Linked DNA regions of Homo sapiens: region 2 is linked to region 1. The links are chromatin contacts, found by Hi-C or POLR2A ChIA-PET in ENCODE. All regions are on one chromosome and are shown on one strand. Each heading gives the region's core, a stretch centred on a gene start or an enhancer-like site at or near the end of the contact. The rest is flanking DNA. Distances are from core to core; before and after follow the strand shown.

What was found. A loop is a pair of places that touch in the nucleus more often than their neighbours do. ChIA-PET counts read pairs that join two places held with the same protein, here RNA polymerase II (POLR2A). Pooled maps may share reads with other maps.
Region 2: a loop to region 1 is called in a pooled map, with 2.3 times the contacts of the local background. The contact joins two enhancer-like sites. A Hi-C loop is called at or near these places in 2 of 50 pooled maps. POLR2A ChIA-PET finds 5 or more read pairs at or near these places in 5 of 52 experiments (A673, OCI-LY7, SK-N-SH and 1 more).

The regions. Positions count from the first base shown.
Region 1 is chr2:8,539,756-8,544,940 of GRCh38, reverse strand. No RefSeq gene overlaps it. Among named protein-coding and RNA genes, the nearest start is that of LINC01814, 41 kb to the left of the region's middle. RefSeq lists enhancers at 488-547, 210-716, 717-1,223, 1,198-1,487, 1,498-1,547 and 1 more. Within about 2 kb of position 1,645, at least 27 of the 41 ENCODE cell types and tissues checked have a DNase peak (open chromatin) inside an H3K27ac peak, as active enhancers do; they include OCI-LY7, where a contact is called at or near this core.
Region 2 is chr2:8,276,767-8,281,486 of GRCh38, reverse strand. All of the region lies in intron 7 of LINC00299 (long intergenic non-protein coding RNA 299), which reads left to right. Among named protein-coding and RNA genes, the nearest start is that of LINC00299, 49 kb to the left of the region's middle. RefSeq lists enhancers at 1-55, 3,255-3,756 and a silencer at 3,471-3,520. Within about 2 kb of position 2,551, at least 3 of the 41 ENCODE cell types and tissues checked have a DNase peak (open chromatin) inside an H3K27ac peak, as active enhancers do; they include OCI-LY7, where a contact is called at or near this core.

The DNA.
Region 1 (5,185 bases), core at 396-2,895:
CTTGTCACAGCAGCTTGTCCCACAGCAGGCCACACAGAAGCCACCCTGTTCTGGCTGCCCCTGGAAGCACCTTGGGTCTGCCTTGGTGCAGAGAGGGTGGGTCCCCCTTGCTGGGCTGCTTGGGATGGTGTCCTGGGTGGACATGCAGCTTGGGCCACTGGGAAGATGCGATTAAACACTGACCACCCCATTTTCTTTCTGGGTGAAGCATCAGGGCCCAGGCAAGCCTCCTCCACTGTGCTCACTCCCCCTCTCTCCTCTGACCCCTTCTCTCCTCTTCCCATCTCAGCACCTAGCGGCACGCTGTGAGCAGAGGTCGTCGGGGCAGAGACCCCAGTCAGACTTTGAATCTGGGCTCTGCCCCTCATAGGTGGATAGGTGGTGGAACCCAGGGCCAGGCCTATTTAATCCTGAGCCTCCCTTTGCACATCCGTAAAATGGGGATAGTCTTAGCTGCCTCCTAGGGTATGTGAACAGGAGTGGGATGATGCATGGAAGGATCCAGCATGCCACCTGGCTGATACTTTCTCCTCACTAGGGATTCTGAAGGGCCCGCCCTTGGCATTGGCTGAAACGCGGTGGGAGTATTGAAAACGCTGGACCTGTAACTCCACAGAGAAGCGCCTCCCCACCTCAACACCAGCACTGTTCTCAATGTGTGGTGGCCTCTCCCTGCCTGAGAGCTGGTCATTTTGGCTTCAGGGAGCCGGGTGAGGCAATGCACGGCCAGCAGGTCATTTGACCTCAACAGCGCAGGCTCTGCCGGCTGCGATTCCATCACCCCTGGACTAGCAGAACCACTGCCTTTGCAGGAGTCTCAAAGGCCTGGGCTTTTGGGGGTGCTTCTCCGCCACTCCTGACTGCTTCTTTCCCTTCGGGGGCCGTGGCTGGTGCCTGCTGCGGGGTCATTGCGTGACGCGAGCACCGCAGCATCTCAGGTGCACGCGCCCTTCGATGGCCCTGAGGTGCCCGGGAGCAGGCGAGGGCCGAGTCTTAACAGCTCCACTTCCTGTCCCCGAGTCTATCTGCCACTGCTCTGTAGAGTCCTACAGTTTATCTGTGGTCAGTTTTCTTACCCATTTCCTGCCAGCTGCTACTGGTTTTTTAGTCAGCTCTGACAGCTACGGTAATTGGGAAAGGACGCAGGCTGCTGGGGCCGGGTGATTCACCAGCTCTGGCCAACAGGGACAAGGAGCACAGACGGAGGCACCCCGTCGGTCCCCCAGGGCCTGGTCCCCCAGGCTTCAATGAGTGAGACACAGAAAAGACCCAGGGGCACACTCATTGTGAACCGAAAGCTGATCTCTGTGCACGCGCGCGTGCATGTGACATAAGGGAATTTTTTTTTTTTGAATGTGCCAGAGCCAATATAAATGGTTTCATGTTTTGAGAAGTCAGAACATAACTCCAGGCTGAGTGAGGCCCCTCTCCCGGGGAGCCCCATGTTTTCTCTGAGGTGTAACTGCGGTGAGTTGTCTGTGCCTCAGATTAGGATACTGGAGTCACACTTAACATTTTATTTCATGGCATTTCCAAAAACGAAGGGAAAACCCCCATTGCAGCAAATGACTCCTCCAAATAGAAAACTTTGTGTCTGTTTTGTAAATGCTGTGGAAGGGAGTTTTGGAGCTGCCTCACTGTCAGTCATCGCCCAGCCAGGTGCCTTTGGTTGCTGAGTGTTGCACTCAGGGGTGGGCTGCTGGCTGCCGAGCAGTGCCCCTCAGAGGCGGGGGCAGGACCAGCCACACAGCCTCACCTGTCTGGGCCTCTGGAGCCAGCGCCTCCGAGTTTTACCTGACTCTCCGGGTGGCCCTGTTGCCTACTCTAGTGTGAGAAGCACCTCTCTAGACTTTACTGGAAGCTAATATTAATTTTATTGATAGCCGTGGGTTATGGAGCATGAAAATGATCCTCCAATGCAGAATGAAATGACCCACTTCACACAGATTTACTGCCTTCCTCCCAGGCACCAGGATCTGTGCTGGGCACAGCAAGGGACCACCTGGCCTCGGGAGCTAAGGGCTCTGTCTCCAGGGGTCCCAGTCTGGAGAAGGTGGGTAAAGCAAACAAGGAAGCCTCCTAATAAGAAGTTCCCTAATCAGACATGGACTTTGCTGCCAGGAGCACCCAGTGGGGCCAGCCTGGGGCCCAGGGAGGTAAGCAGAAGGGGCTCACTGTAGTAGTAGGTGAGACACAAACAGTTTCATCCATGGGTAGGAAATAGATGAGGGGGAGGGAGAGAGTTAGGAGATGGTCATGGAGATTGCGGGTGCTAAGAATGGCCTTGGTGGGTTTGGGGTCATCCCTGCTCTGACACTGTACAGCACAGTCAGCTTGAACCAGTCCCTGACCTCTCTAAGGATCAGTTTTCTCATCCATGCAATGGGTTTAATGATAGTTCCTTTTGTGATTGTTGTGATACTTCAATGAGAGAATAATGCAAAGTGCTTAGTGCAGCCCTCACTAAGCTCAGTAAGGAGGGTGACTGCATCTGAGGGCAGTGGGAGCCACTGAGGGGGTTTCAGCCGGTGAGTGACGGGAGCAGATTTTTTTTTCTTGAATAATTCCTGGAAATGCTTTGATCATTTAGGCCAGCAGAGGCTCTTGGTTGAGCATGAGACGCATGAACCATTAAGATTGCAGGATATAATCATGTGCAAATTTTAGACAATACCTGAAATCCTAAAATGCATTTCCTTTTTCCCATCGCCATAGTTTTGGATCCTAAAATCAACCAAAAGCAGAATCTGACCACTTTCCAAAGCAATGGTCCTTTAGATTGAGAACAAAATCGTGGAACAGCGCTTCATTTTTCCCGTCTCAAGAAGTCACAAGGCCCAGAATGCAAGAAAATCATGGCTTTTCGATGACCAGGCCTTGTTGGAATGGCTGAGAAGCTCCTCAGCCCCGACCAGGTGCAGTGACTGCATTCGGCTCTCACGGAGCAGGTCTGAGTGGAGCCAGGATTTGCTCTGTTCAAAGATAAAAACCACTGGAGAGGGAAGCAGCAGATCACAGGGAGCGATCTCAATCCTATAGGGGCCTGCTCCGGGGTGTTTTGCACGAGGCTCCATGTTAAATAAGCCTCCATTCGAGCGCAGCCTCAGGACGGCCATCCTTCATTCCTCTCAGTCACACACCTTCCACTTCAGGATGGCCATCCTTCATTCCTCCCAGTCATGCACCTTCCACTGCCTGGTTCTCTGAGCGCTTCCGTCTAGCGGGAGAGACGCCTTCGACCAATAATTGCACATAGGTCTGGATGATGCCCAGCCACAGTCACTCCTCTAAAAGCAAGGAACTTGCTTCTGCAGAGTCAAACGGAGCTCACGTGAGGTTCCTGGAGGCACTGAGGTTTCTTTCTAGTCTCCTGTTTTGCACAGACCTTTTTCTTACTGAGCAATTCACTATCTGCTGGCTTCGGAAGAGGTGGATTGGGTTTCAGGTGGGGGCACCAAGAAGCAGCCAGATGTCCAAATTTGGAGGCAACTCAGGCCACCCAAGTGCCTGCACAGGAAAATGTATGCAGCTGCCGTGCCACATCAAAGGCAGGTGGTCCAGGGTGATCCGGGTGCTATTCGTGGCACAGGCACCAAAGTACTGTCATCCGAAGCATCCTCTATCTCGGTTTCCTCATCTCTAAAATGGGGCTCCATCTAAGTTTTCTGGTTCTGCAAAAACTCCTGAGCAAACCACTTCACTAGCCAGGAACCTGGTATGCCTGCCATGCCTGGGGCAGGCAGGGCTTTCCAATTTCCTCCCCAAGGTTTTCTGAGAATTCATCTGACAGTGTCTGTAAATGTCCCTCCATTCTCTTTCATAGAGGAAATGCTCACATTAGAAGAAAGTCTCTTATGACCAGCACTCCCCACTTTCAAGGTAGAATTTTTCTTGGCTCCCACAGCCCTGGGCTGGCTTCTGCACAGCCTCCCAGGGTCTTTTCCTAACCCACAAGTTGGATTCTGCCACTGGTCTTGCCTAATTCCCACTAAGAGCCCCTACGGGAAGACACCAGGGCTCTTTCCATCACCTGCCTCCCCTTGCCCTTCTGAAGGGCATGTGGCAGCAGCACAGAGCAGCTTCAGGCTCCCCAGTGGGGCTGGGCTCTTCCCAAGTCTCAGAGCCTCCCTTTGCATGCCCTTTCCTCTGATTGGCTCTGCAAACTCCTCTTCATCCTTCAGAACCCAGCTCTGTGATCAGCCTCTCTGGGAGGCCTTCCTCAACCTCCTTGTTCCCCTGATGACGGATTCCCTTCATCCACAGGCTCAGAGTCAGGGTCATGGGGAACCCTGAGGCCTGTTCCTGGTCATCCTGTAGGCCAGCCAGAGTGCCTCTCTCACTTTTGGGGAGCAGAGGCACATCCTCCTTGGTCCCACTTCATGGCCAGACTCCTGTCCATTGACCTCCCCAGCAAAGAAGCCTGGAATTCCTGTTTCAGAAAACCCTGCATGAGGCAGGCTGACTGCAGGGAGGGCTGCCACAGAGCTTGGCGATGGTAGAGACACCATTTCAGGCTGAAAGTGGAGTGGAGCTGATGAGAAGGGTCTCTGGGAAGGAGGGCTCAGCACAGCCCAACTGAAGGCAATTGCGAGGGTCCCCGCTTGTGTGTACAGCAGCCAGGGTTGTTCCACGGTGGGTAGGAGGGTATGGGGAGGGGACAGTGGTCCTGGAGGCCCCAGGGAAGGGTGGGAAGCCAGCTGTCTCAAGGATCCTCCTGCCCTTGCTGCCACCTTCAGGAGGGAGCAGTGGCCGTGAGAAAGGAAATAGAGACAGGGAGGGAGAGCCTGGCAGCCTGTCCTATTCCTGCCCCAGGCGACTGGCTTGTGACATGCAGATAGCTCCCTGGGTCTGGTTTTTCCTGTTACTGAAATTGCTGCTGCATGAAATTCTCTGGGCTAGGTCAGAAGTGGCAGCTGGGGAGTGTGCCCATGTGTGTAAAATGTCTCAGCTTAAAGAAACAGGAAATTCAGGACCAACTCGAACTCTGCGGCCCACGCCTTGTTTCCTAGAAAGGAAGGGGTCCATAACACGGGAGGCTGGGGCCCCGGGGTGAGGACAGGGATGACACAGGAGGCTGGGGTCCCCCAGTGGGGCCAGGGATGATATGGGGGGCTGGGGCCCTGCAGCGAGGACGGGGATGACACGGGAGGCTGGGGTGTCCCACTGGGGTTGGGGATGAGACAGG
Region 2 (4,720 bases), core at 1,302-3,801, 260 kb after region 1:
TAAAACCTAAGACTGAACCTTCACCTTTAGCAGCACTGTATCTTCTAAAAATCAACATTGATACTAAAATATGTGGCTTCTAGTTCTGCCCAGGTCCACGTGGCTTTGAATAATTACCACTCTCGGTGCTTGTCCATCTGTAAACGGGGAATAATAGCACCAAACCTGTTTCTCTTACATGTTGGTTGTGAGAACCAAAAGATAATATACATATACAAAATGCGCTGAAAAATCTCCAGTGCAATGCCAGCCTGAACTGAGAGATTTATTATTAGGCACATAAAAGAGTAGGCATACAGAGGTCTAGAAAGCTCACCTGGGCTGGGTGCGGTGGCTCATGCCTGTAATCCCAGCACTTTGGAGGCTGAGGTGGGTGGATCACTTGAGGTCAGGAGTTCAAGACCAACTTGACTAACACGATGAAACCCTACCTCTACTAAAAATACAAAAATTACACGAGTGTCGTCGTGGGCACCTGTAATCCCAGCTGCTTGGAGGCTGAAGCATGAGAATCACCTGAACCCGAGAGGCAGAGGTTGCAGTGAGCTGAGATCATGCCACTGCACTCCAGCCTGGACAACAGAGTGAGACCCTGTCTCAAAAAAAAAAAAAAAAAAAAAAAAAGAAAGCTCACCTGTCTTTATTTTATTTTTTGCATTATGGACATTCTGTTTGTGAGTCTTTAGTAAATATACAACTATGCAGGTAAAGTCAAGGCAAGAGTCAAATTTTACATAACAACTTGAAAACACTTTCTGGGGATTTGTCTCCTAATAATATACGACTATTTCAGTCTTCTGTTTGTGTTGATTTACCGGAGTAGAGTTGCCAGATAAAATACAGGATGCTTAGTTACATTTGAATTTCAGATTAACAACAAATATTTTTTAGCATGAGTATGTCCAATATTTGAGACATACCAAACAAAGTACTTGTTATTGATCTGAAATTCAAATGTAACTGGGTGTCTTGCATTTTTATTTGCTAAATCTGGCCACCGTATACTGGAGGTCCTTACAGCAGACACCTGAGAGAGAAATCCCATTTTCACATAAACTGCTTTTTTTTATCTTTTTTTTTTTTTTTGAGACAGAGTTTTGTTCTTGTCACCCAGGCTGGAGTGCAATGGTGCGATCTCAGCTCACTGCAACCTCCGCCTCCCAGGTTCAAGCAATTCTCCCAAGTAGCTGGGATTACAGGCGCCTGCCACTACATCTGGCTAGTTTTTGTATTTTTTAGTAGAGACGGGGTTTCACCATGTTGGCCAGGCTGGTCCTGAACTCCTGAGCTCAGGTGATCCACCTGCCTCGGCCTCCCAAAGTGCTGGGATTACAGGTGTGAGCCACAGTGCCTAGCCTTTTTTATCTTTTTTAACAGAAATGGGAATCAATGAATTTATGTTGGCATGTTTGGTAATTTTTTTGCACCTCTCTTCTTTATTTGCAAAATGGAGAGACTATAGTTGTCCTCAGTCTTGGCTGCACATTGAAATCCCAAGGGGACCATTTACAGCTTCTAATGCCTAAGCACCAGAGTCCAAATACATGAGGATCTCGGGTGGAACCTGGGGGCGTTATATTTTACAGCGCCTCCAGGTGATTCTCAGGCATGCAAGGCTGAGCCGGTGGTCTCTTCGGCGACGCTGTGGGGTTAGGTGATGTAGCATCTGTAAAGCACTTCACAGACTATCAGACATGCAATTAGAATGCAGCAAATGGCCCACGCCTTGCTTTGGGAAGAGGGTCCGCAGAGTAGGAGAGGAAGAGTAGGAAGAAAAGCGCCCCAGGTGGGTGGCAGGCTGAGCAATGCCCCACGCAGGAGTTCCAGGTGGATCTTATGGATCTGTGTGACTGCAGCACAATTTGGCAGGTGGGGGTGGGGGAAGAAATGTGGGAAAGGTGGGCAGAACCAGTCATGGAGGCTTTGAACTTGGGCTTCATCTTGTAGGGTGATCAGGAGCCATGGGACAGGATGCACATACTTGAAGGAAAGCATTTTCTAGGGGAAGCCAGGGTGGGGAAACCTCCTTACATCCGTGCAGGAGTCCCATGTCTCATGGGCTGATGTGGGTCACGTGGGGTTTGTGGAACATAAAATCCCCAGGGTCGGAATCTTGTCTTGCTCTATGTTGTATCCTTAGCACTAGAACCACGCCTGGTACATAGTAGGCACTTGGTAGAGGGTATCGATTGGGAGAATACACGAAGGACAAAAAATCCAAACGAAGGAGAAGCTTGGCAGAGGCAGCAGGGGACTGCAGGACCAGCCCTGTCAAAGCAGAATCCCACTGAACTGCTGGTGCCCCTGGACAAGCCATATCCCTTCTTGGCCTCTGTTTCTGTCGCTTAAATGGAGGGCAGGGTCCTTCTAGCTCTAATGTCCACCAATAATTAAATGCTTCTGATCCTGAACGAGTTCATGACCTTCTTACTGATGCGCCAAGTCCTAGGTGGAAACTCCATCAGAAGCCTTTGTGTTTCCCTGAGTTCTGGAAGCCTGGCCCCAGGAGGCAGAGTTGGGGCAACTCATCCTGGCTGCTGGGAAACCCAGGCTTGGATGGAAGGCAGCTTGCTGCTGAGGCTGGTGACCTTATTAGCAGTGGTTGGACCAGATCCTCTAAAGTCATTTTCACGGTTGTAGGTCCAAGTGCTGTGATGGTGGGAGGGAGGTCTTCCCAGGCAAGGAAGGGGCACTGGCCGGGGTGGGGAAGTCGGGCTCCTAGTCCCAGCTGCTGTGCCTCCCCTCTGGGCAAGCCATCTTACCTGTTTGCATGTTAGTTTCTTTAGTTGTAAAACAAGGAATTTATATTAAGTTAACTCTAACAGACCATTTTCGGTTTTCAACTCCTATGATTTTGTAGCATGCTCTCGGGTTTCTTTTATCTTTATCTCCGTGTATCTTTGTTTCTAAAAGATCCAGGCCTCGATGACACCTTTTCCTCCCTAGTACTTTCAGCCCACGAGAGAATCTAAAAGCTGACTCTGCACCTCCGGGTGCTGCCGAGCCTTTTGCACAGAAAGAAGAGAAAGCTGGATAGTTTTTTTTTTTCTTTTGCTTCTTCGTTAACAGATATTTTTAGCTTTTCTAAAAGCTTCTCATTCTGAGCCTTAAAAAGAAATAAGAACCTGTTCCAAAAATGCAAATTCTCTGGCAAGAAGCAAGAGGGGTGTTTTCAATCTTCCCTGAACGATTGTTTTCTCTCCCACAGACCCTCGTGGTGCAGCAGAGGGCAGCTGGGGTGCGGGAGGAGGTGGGAGGGTGAGGCTGTGGCCAGCAGGAGCCAGGCCTCAGGGTGCCAGCCTGGACCAGGAGCATGTGCTGGGGGCTTGCTTTCCGCAATCAGGCACTTTTTCAAGTTGGTCCTGAACGGTTCTGGACTGGATGGCAGGCTGCTGTGTGTGATTGAGAATGTTGCCTGTCTGAGCCCTGAGATGAGCTGAGGGTTCCTCCTCCCCAGCCAGCACCAGCCTCACACAGCCCTTGTAAATCTGAAAGTGCTGTTGGTAGCAACCAGGGATGGGCAGAGGCAGCCCTGTCCTGAGGGTGACATGAAAGTGAGAGCAAGCTGAAGCTCCAGTTGGCTTAGTCTTCAAAAGTGTCACTTTCAGATTATATCCCTCAGCTTTAAAATATCCTTCTTTGAAGTCCATCCTGCTCTGCCCACTATTTGTCCCCGGTGGTCACTTCCTCCTCTGTGCTCCCGTGGCCTGGGATTCACACCAGGAAAGAACGCCACGAAGAAGGAATGGTGAGTGGTATGTGTGTCTGCTTCCCATGGGGATGGGAAATGGAGAGAGAACTGCCCAGTGGGATTGTTACTTCGCCCGGCACCTTGCAGGAATCTTGCAATCACTTCTCATTTACATTTTTTATTCCCTAGCATCTAGCTCATAGTAGATGCTCACTAATGCACTAATGCTGGATTGCCATACCTAAGATTTTTCCTGTGTATCTTTCAAAACTAATCCAAAGGTTGCTTATATTCTGAAATAATAATCAGTCCTTGAATCTCTTTGAATAACAACACAATTTAGTTCCCATTAGGTTAAATTCAGGGAATATTGTGAATGCAGCCTTTGAAAGGAGACCTTTAATATACTTAGGCTTGCAATTATTTTTCAGAAAGTGATTATATTGGCATCTTGATATAAAAATGATGGATGCCACCCTCTGTCCCTTACACACTCAGTTCCGGTTCTCAAAAGTTAGCGATGGAGATGGGAGACAGTCTGGGTGTGTGCTGGGGAGGCAGGGTGGGCAGTGAGGCAACGTGGCCACTTTCAGATCCTTCAATCTCTTCTTTTTATACGTATAGCTTAGCTTCCTCGTAACTGAAAGCAGAGAATGATTCTGGTTCTTAAACTGAGGCTTAGGAGACCGCTTTATCTATGCACAGTTGTTTCTAAATATTAGGAATAAAGCCAGTTGGGATGAATACTTCTTACACTCACTACAGGAAAATGCTGAGGCATAGACATAGGATCTGAATTCACAACCATCTTTAGGACTGAGGAGAAATAACAGAAGTTCTTATGTTACTAACAGCAATGCCCGTGTTTCCTGATTCTATATCTTGTTTTGGTAGGGTGGTCAGAACATTAACATGGATATCCTTATTTGCAACCTGATTGCTTCCCAGAAACTATGTTAGTTGCTTTAAATACATCTTCGTAACAATATTCCAGAATAGACATTATTATTGCCACTTTCTGGATGAAGA